Regions from separate parts of the Homo sapiens genome. Here region 1 is linked to region 2. Evidence: chromatin loops called from intact Hi-C (ENCODE). Cell type or tissue: gastrocnemius medialis. All regions are shown on one strand. Region 1 overlaps ACOXL (acyl-CoA oxidase like). Region 2 overlaps BCL2L11 (BCL2 like 11).

Region 1 (4,000 bases), 360 kb before region 2:
GCTCATGCCTGTAATCCTAGCACTTTGGGAGGGAAGCAGGTGGATCACTTGAGGCCAGGAGTTTGAGACCAGCCTGGCCTCAACATGGCGAAACATGGCCTGGGCAACATGGTGAAACACTGTTTCTACTAAAACAAAACAAAACAAAACAAAACAAAACAAAAATTAGCCAGGTGTGGTGGTGCACGCCTGTAGTCCCAGCTACTTGGGAGGCTGAGGCACGAGAATCCCTTGAACCAGGAGGCGGAGGTTGCGGTGAGCTGAGATTGCGCCACTGCACTCCAGCCTGGGCAACAAAGCGAGACTCTGTCTCAAAAAATAAAATAAAATAAAATAAAAAACCCCAAAAACCCCAAAACACTAAACAAATACTAGCCAGGCATGGTGGCCCACACCTGTAGTACCAGCTACTTGGGACGCTGAGGTGGGAGGATCGTTTGAGGCTCCAGAGGTCGAGGCTGCAGTGAGCTATGATCGCACCACCGCACTCCAGCCTGGGCAACCGGAGTGAGACCCTGTCTCAAAATGAACAAACAAACAAACAAAAAACCCAACACCACCCGCCCTCTGAGACCCCCTAAGGGAGGAGCCTGAACTAGGGTAGCTGCAGCTCAGCGGCATGCTGAGGAGCCGACCCTATCCTGCAGCAGCCCAGCCCTTTCCCCACCCAGCATGGTCTGGGAGGGAGAGTCTGAGGACTGAGGGATGGAGTCCTCCCAGTTCAGGAGACCACAGGGGCGCCTTTCTTTGTGGAGCGTAGAATGGAGCTAGTGGGGGCCTGGGATCCATGCTTGAAAGTAGATCCCTCTCCCTTCCCCACAATCCCACCAACCTTTGGTAGGTTGTCTAAGGAGACAAGGACCAATCCTGGAGTCTTCTCAGGAAGGAATTACAGGCAGAGCCTTGGCACCACCTGCGCTGCGATACTGCAGGCACCTCCACGCTGACAAGGGCGCTGCAGTGTCAGCTGAGCTGGAGAACGTGCAGATGGATGTTCACTTGGCACAGGAAAACTCCCATGTGACAAAGTGGAGCGTGCTTGCGAAGCGTAAAAAATCATTTCATACCAAGTAGTTTGGCAGAGATTTTCAAGCTAGGAAATTGCCTCTTGATGGAGCATCCATTTAGAGCTGTGAATACAACCAAAAAAGAAAAAAAACACAAAAACAACCAACCTCTTTGCTGCCAACCACTCTCTCTGTCAGAGTCGCCTCCAAGTGCGTTCGGCATGGGGCTGGTTGGAAGGTGAAATCTTGGCCTGTGGCCAGCTTCTTGCTCCCTTAATCAGCCCAACATGTCTGTGGCTTAACTTAGTGTCAATACTCAAGACCCGGATGTGAGAGCTGATCCCTTAATGAGGCTTGCTAATTGCAGCCCGACCCGCTGAGTCTGAAGGATTAGCCTCTGTAATCTCGCTCCTGATGAAGCGTGTTGAGCTCTGGATCCAATTATCTTCCTGTTTTCCTGGCTCACTTAGTGGCCTTAGGCAGCCTGGACAACTCTCTGTCCTGGGTGATTAGATATAATTCCTCCAGGAGGCACAGGATTGGCCCTAGACCATCCCTCCAGTCATTTCTGTGAATTATCTCGGCCTGTTTGGCACCTCTCTCTGTATGAATTCACAAAAGCCAATAAACCTGAAGGAAATGAAACTGGCCATCAGTGCGGCAGGCTCATCTCGCTGGGCGGATGTCATGAGACTCGGCAGCACATCTGTGTTTGAAGGCTCTCAAATTCCGCCCTGTAAACAGCTGGAGGAGCTGTCCACATCCAGTAATTCTAGAAGTGTTACATGATTCATCCTGCCTCTTAATAAAATGATTGAGTCATGGCTGTCCTGCCTGCTCAGGGAGCATGCCAGGCCCGTCTGTGTTTCCCTGGACCCCCCTTTCATGTTGCTCTCCACTTTTGTGGATGATCCGATGAGCTCTGAGGCAGAACGCGGTGTATAATGTGTAATGATGATGTTCTAGGGGACAAATAAGAAGGGAGTCTCATTCACTCCAGGTCTCTATGGACAGTCCGCAGGCCAAGAATAAACCATTAAAATATTTCCACGCTGTGTTTTCCCCTCTGCCATCTGTAATAGATTTGAGATGTTTCAATAATTTTAAAGCGAAAAAACAATATGAGTCTGATTGCAGAGTGTGCACGCACACACACACAGACACACACACAGTGTGAACACCATCATTGTTCTCTGTGCCAACTTCTCCTGCACCTGTTTCTAGTGACATCACCTTTGTGCACCTCAGCCAAGAGCTCTCTTGTTCCCCTGAAGTTTCCAGAATTGGATCCTGGGCTGGGGGAGTCACCAACTGCCTCTATTTCCAGATGCAGAGACCTTCTGTCTCTAAGACCCAGGTCTTATCATCTACTTTGTGGCAGTGTCTTGTCCTGCATGGGGGACAGCTTCCTCAGAGATGCTCATCCCTGGAAGCTGACAGAGTCTGACAGCCTGCACTGATCTTCACCATAGCAGACAGTGACAGCTCAAGTTGACTGAGTACATGTTCTGGTACAGTCCCAACACTAAGAACTTTAAATAGATGATGTCATTCAGTATTCACAACATCCCTCATGGCATTCCCATTTTACAGATAAGTAAACTGAAGCTGAGTAATTGGCCTGAGGTTAGTTATACAATTAGTGAGTTGTATATATAAATGACTAGTGAACCAGGGATTCAAACCCAGGTGCTCTGCTTCCTGAGCCCACGTCAAACAGGTGGTGCTTGCCCCTGTCTGCACAATAGAAGCAGCCAGACAACTTTCAAAACTCCTGCTGTGAAGGCTTTTGCTCAGGCTAATCAAGTCAGCATTTACATCTCCCAGGTGACCCACTGTGCATCTGGGGTTGCGGACTGCTGCACTATGCCTCCTTTCCTGCACCCTGTCTCCCCAAAATTGTTCCCATTAAGCATTTGGTCCCTACCAATCAGGGCTTGTGGGTGGCTCATAGGGAAACCGCATCTCAACATTACCTTTCCCCAGGAGGGAGCCAGCTGGGATCAGGCTTCTTTCAGCCAAGTGTAGTGTGGGTTGGGGACAGATACCTGGATGATGAAGATCCTACCCCTGACTCCTTCTTCCCCTCCCCCAACCAGCCTACAACCGTTCTCTCTCTCACCCAGAGCTCTGGTTTTTATCCCCATGATCCACACGAGTGAGGGGCATAGTTGCACCATCGTTATCTAAACCAGTGGTTCTCAAAGTAAGGCCCGAGGACCCGTGTGTGTCCCCAATACCCTTTCAGGTGCTATGTGGAAAGTATATGTCCAACTACCTGCATGTGAGACACTGGATATTCATCATAAACTTCAACCAAAACAACATATCACAACAGATGGCACAAAAGCAGTTATGAAAGGGCAGCTATCTTTTATTGAGCCAGATACTAAAACAATGTGAAACAATGCCATTCTTCTCATGAGTTTTTTGAAATTATGACTATTTTTCATAAAAATTATGCAATATGGTAAATTGACAGCTGTAGCCTGGACAAACAAAACCTCTTTGGAATCCTCAGAAAAGGTCCAGGGACCATAAAGGTTGAGAGTCACTGATCTAAATCGTCTACTATTTTCTCAGGAAGCTCAGTCTCAGCAGATCAGAGGGGAACTAGTAGAACATTGGTTGCATTATATTTATATTACATATATTATGACTATTATTTTTATCAGAATTTTAGGTAATCTCCGTTTGAGGTATTTTTGTATTTGGAGAAATATCAGGTGGGTGATCAGATCTAAAATGGAAGAATGTTCTAAGGTCAGCTCACCTTAGAAGGTGTTTGGGAATGCCGGGGAGGGTGGTTACTTTTCTACTCAGACCTTGAGAGAAGAAACAGCCTTTCCTGGGAAGCGTTTACATTTAAGCCCTGAGTGTGTTGTGCAAAAGGAGCTGAGCCAGGAATCTGCCAAGAGGCTGAGATGTCTGTCCTGTCCCAGTCCCAACTCACCCAGGCCCCACCCTGTTGCCCACAACTTCCAGTGCCAGCC
Region 2 (4,000 bases):
TATATGTAAGTCTAAATGCCTTTTTGTTATTTGTTTTTTGTTTCCTCTGTTCCTTGTTTCTTTTTTTGTTTTTTAACCTTACTGTGGGTTATACGAACATTTTCTAGGATTTCGTTTTGATATGTTTATGGTGTTTTAAAATATATTGCTCTGTATCATTTTCTTAGTGGTTGTTCCAGGTATTACAGTATGTGTGTGAAATATATATTCTAAGTCTACTGGTATCAATGGTCACAGCATTTTATGATGGGAGCTGAAGAGTAGAAACCTTACTTTTCTTTAGGCTCCGTTAGCCCCATTTTTCCAATATAATTGTCTGAAGTATTTCCTCCATGTACATTGAGCACTGAATGAGTTGGTATTGTTATTTTTGCTTCAACCATCAAATATGATTTAAGAAAGTACTGTTAGTCTACCAATAGTCGCTTCCATTTTTCCCCTTCCAATGTTCTTTCCTTTCTGAAGTTCTAAGCTTTCTTCTTTTGTCATTTCCTTTCTGTTTAGAGAACTTCCTTAGTTCTTTAATGATAGGTCTGTTAGTAACAACTCCTCTGAGTTCTCCTTCTGGGAATGTCTTTATTTCCCCTTCAGTCCAGAAGGATATCTTCACGGAAGATAGAATTCGCAGTTGATGTATCTCTTTCAGTACTTGGAAAACATGCCACTTTCTTAGGGCCTCTATGGTTTTAGATGAGAAATCCCTTGTCATCTGAATTGGTGTTCTCAACTAAGTTATGTGTCATTCCTATGTGGCTGCTTTCAAGATTGTCTTTTAGTATTAAGAAGTTTAATTGTGATGTGTCTTGTCATGGGTTCTTTGGGTTTATCCTTTTTGGGGTGCACTCAGCATCTTGAATCTGGAGTTTCACGTTTTATGCCAGGTTTGGGAAGTTTTCAGCCATTATGTCTTTAAATACTTTTCCAGTCCCTTCCTCTCTTTTGGAACTCTGATGATAAGAATGTTAGTGCTTTTGTTAGTCCTGTAAGTTCCTGAGACTGTTCATTTTTTTCCAGTAGATTTTCTCTCTCTTCAGATTGAGTAAATTCTATTGATTTTGCCTCATATTCACTGATTGTTTTTAAAATTATGTTTAATTATATTTTTCAATTCTAAGATTTCTGCCTGTTTCTACTAGGTAAGTTGGAAGTTCAGATTTCTCCTTGGCTTTGCTGGTACTTTCCAAACAAAAGAGGGGCCCCAGTGCACACTGCTTTATTGTGTCCAGTTGTTGGGGGAGATGTGTAAGCTTGGCTCCCTCAGCCACTGCTGACACCAGGAAGCAGGGAGACCATAGAGGGCTGCCTCATACCTTGTTTCTGCAGAGTAGAGGTCAGAACTCAGCTTCCCTCTGAGGGAAGCTGACCCCACCAGGGGTGGGGGGGTCAGGTACAACATGCCAACCAGGCCCACTTTCTACTACCTGATTCTCCCTCTTTGATGCTAGATGGGAGAGTTCTCTTTTGTTCTCTTTAATTAGCCAGATGGGGCGAAGACTCAGTACCCACTGGGTGCCCAGACACCCAAGGCTGGGGCTGGGAGAGCCGATGGGCCCATGAACCCTGTTTTGCACTGTCTGGTTCAGTGGGTGTGTGTAATGTCATGTCAACTAACTAACCCCACCTTGTACCCACCCGTTGCTGTTTAGTAGAGGTGGAGGCTTAGCTCACTGCTCACTGCTCAGCCCCACTAATGTAACCCTGGGAGGGGATGTTAGATAACTGCCCTACTAACACTGCTTTGGCAGGGCAGCCGGATCACCTCTGCCTGCTTCTGCCAGGGAGGGTCTGGGAGATCGGCCTGCTGACACCATCTGGTGGTGGAATCAGAGCACCTCCTGCTTCCCCTGGGCTGGGGATGGGCTGGAAGATCAACTCCCCACTCTGGCCACGCGGTGCTGTGGGGCTGCTGCCAGGGGCGTTGTGGTTTTCCCGTTGCTGTTTGGCTAGAGTAGGGCAGGAGTCATGGAGTGGTTTTCTGTTGTTAGGTCACCCTCTTTTCAGTCCCTTGGCGATGGAGAACAGGCCTCCCATGGAGCTGTTATCTACGCCTCTTGGAAAGGCCCAGTTGGAGGTTTCTTCTGCAGCATGCTGTCCAGGATACATGGGAGTGAGGAAAACGGCATACTCCCTGTCCGTCATCCCTCAAGTCCTGAGGTCCCCAGCAGCCTGTCCTATTTCCCGCTTCAGTTTTCCTGGGCCTGCTTGCTGTGTTCTCTCTAGGGTTGTCTGAGGTTCTGTCTCGGGTTTTCAGTTGGGAGAGGAAGGACCTGGGGAGATGGCTCCTCCACCTTAGTGGAACTAGAGATCTGCAGCTTCCTTTAGGTGTTTATGGTGGCTATTTGTCTTAGTCCCTTTGAGCTGCTCTAATGGAATACCTGAGACTGGGTGGCTTACAAACAACAGAAGTTTATTTCTCACAATTCTGGAGGGTGATAAGTACAAGACAAAAGCAGGTTTGGTGTGCGGTGAGGGCCACTTAGACGGCACCTTCGAGCTGTGTCCTCGAGTGATAGAAAATGTGAGGGTTTCTCTGGGGTCTCTTTTGTGAGAGCACTAATCCCATTCCAATGGCCCCACCTCCTAACACCCATCACTTTCAAGGTCAGGTTTCAGCGAGAGTTTTGGGGGCATGTAACGTTTATACCATAGCAGTATCAGTTGGCTCTGGCTGCAAAGACTACTCTGAATTGTAGAAGTTACTTCTTCACTCCTTTTTACTCTCCATGTGGAATAACAGACTTACAATGATGGAAAGAGATTTAGCTGTGATCCAGGCCACCTTTTTCAGATGATAACCGTAATATCTATTGCTGTAACTCCACTGTGTGTGACTCTCATGGTGTGACCATAGGGCGTGCTCTGTGCTGCTTTCGAACATCACTCCTGAAAATGGCTGGGTAACCCAATTCCGATTTTATATGCCTTAGGGGGGACTTCTTACTAAAGATTCAGACTTGTTTTATATTTAGAGTACTTGTAGTAGGTTTAGAGATACACACCTAATTGCCAGTTGAATGCTGTACATTCTGATGCCTTGCTGCTTCACTTACTTTAAAACCATTAAATCTGATCATTGGCCCAGTCTCCACACACCTCATGTCTGTGGTCATCCTGCCTGTCACAGGACTCGCTATGAACCACCACCTCTCCCTGCCCATCTCCACCTCCCGCACCAGAATTAAGTTGTCTCCATTCCTTCTTTGTTAGACCAGCCTCAGTCTCTTGGTGTATTCCTCATGTGGTGACATTTCTAGCCTAATCCACTTCTGGTCCCTGCTCGGTCAATGGCTGAGACTTGTGCTGGGGCATCTGACCTCAGACTGCTTTCCTTCTCTGCAAGTCTCATCACACCTGTCCTTGGAGACCTCACAGGCTTGGTCCTGTGCTGACTGTAAGCTCTGTGCCACCCACATCTCAGACCCTGCACTGCAGGCATAGAGCAGAAGATGTAACATTCCTCCCCACTTTTTTTTTTTTTTTTTTTTCAGGAAATGCTAGCAGAAACATATATGCAAGGGGGTTCATCACAGCATTGTTTATACAGCCAAACGACTGTCCTTGGTCCTCTAATGGGAGGGGAGAATCTACATTATTCTGCCCTTTTTTTGGCAGACTGGTGCTGTCTTCATGGTGTTAAAAAGAATAATGGCATAGGGGAAATGCCTGTTGGCCTGATGTTAAGTTTTAAAAAGCTGCAAGATTATTTATGATAGTCTAGTTTAATATTAAAGAAGTTCATTGGCATATCAAAAATATAAGAATACATTAAACTGTCAGTAGTGGGTATTGTTGTATTTTCGTTACAGGTGGGCTTTTCTCCCTTTTTTCTTTCTTTCTTTCTTTCTTTTTTTTTTTTTTTTGAGATAGAATCTTACTGTCACCCAGGCTGGAATGCAGTGCCATGATCTCAGCTCACTGCACCCTCCACCTCCCAGGTTCAAGTGATTGTCCTGCCTCAGCCTTCTGAGTAGCTGGGATTACAGGCACCCACCACGACGCC

Evidence for each region. Peaks named below come from ENCODE experiments on the same cell type or tissue, not always from the same donor. Only the 100,000 strongest peaks of a DNase experiment are listed, where the experiment ranks them.
Region 1: a loop joins it to region 2, with 8 times the contacts of the local background. A loop is called at or near these places in 1 of 110 quality-filtered maps.

Annotation. Positions count from the first base shown.
Region 1 is chr2:110,769,521-110,773,520 of GRCh38, forward strand. The region is part of intron 2 of ACOXL (acyl-CoA oxidase like); the gene reads left to right. Among named protein-coding and RNA genes, the nearest start is that of ACOXL, 39 kb to the left of the region's middle. RefSeq lists an enhancer at 2,609-3,110. In gastrocnemius medialis, no CTCF peak of the experiment used is centred here; DNase peaks (open chromatin) are centred at 961, 1,275, 1,741 and 2,241; H3K4me3 peaks cover 629 bases; H3K27ac peaks cover 2,710 bases.
Region 2 is chr2:111,134,169-111,138,168 of GRCh38, forward strand. All of the region lies in intron 2 of BCL2L11 (BCL2 like 11), which reads left to right. Among named protein-coding and RNA genes, the nearest start is that of BCL2L11, 15 kb to the left of the region's middle. In gastrocnemius medialis, CTCF peaks have their summits at 182, 406 and 1,828 (motif pointing left); a DNase peak (open chromatin) is centred at 1,843; H3K27ac peaks cover 1,696 bases.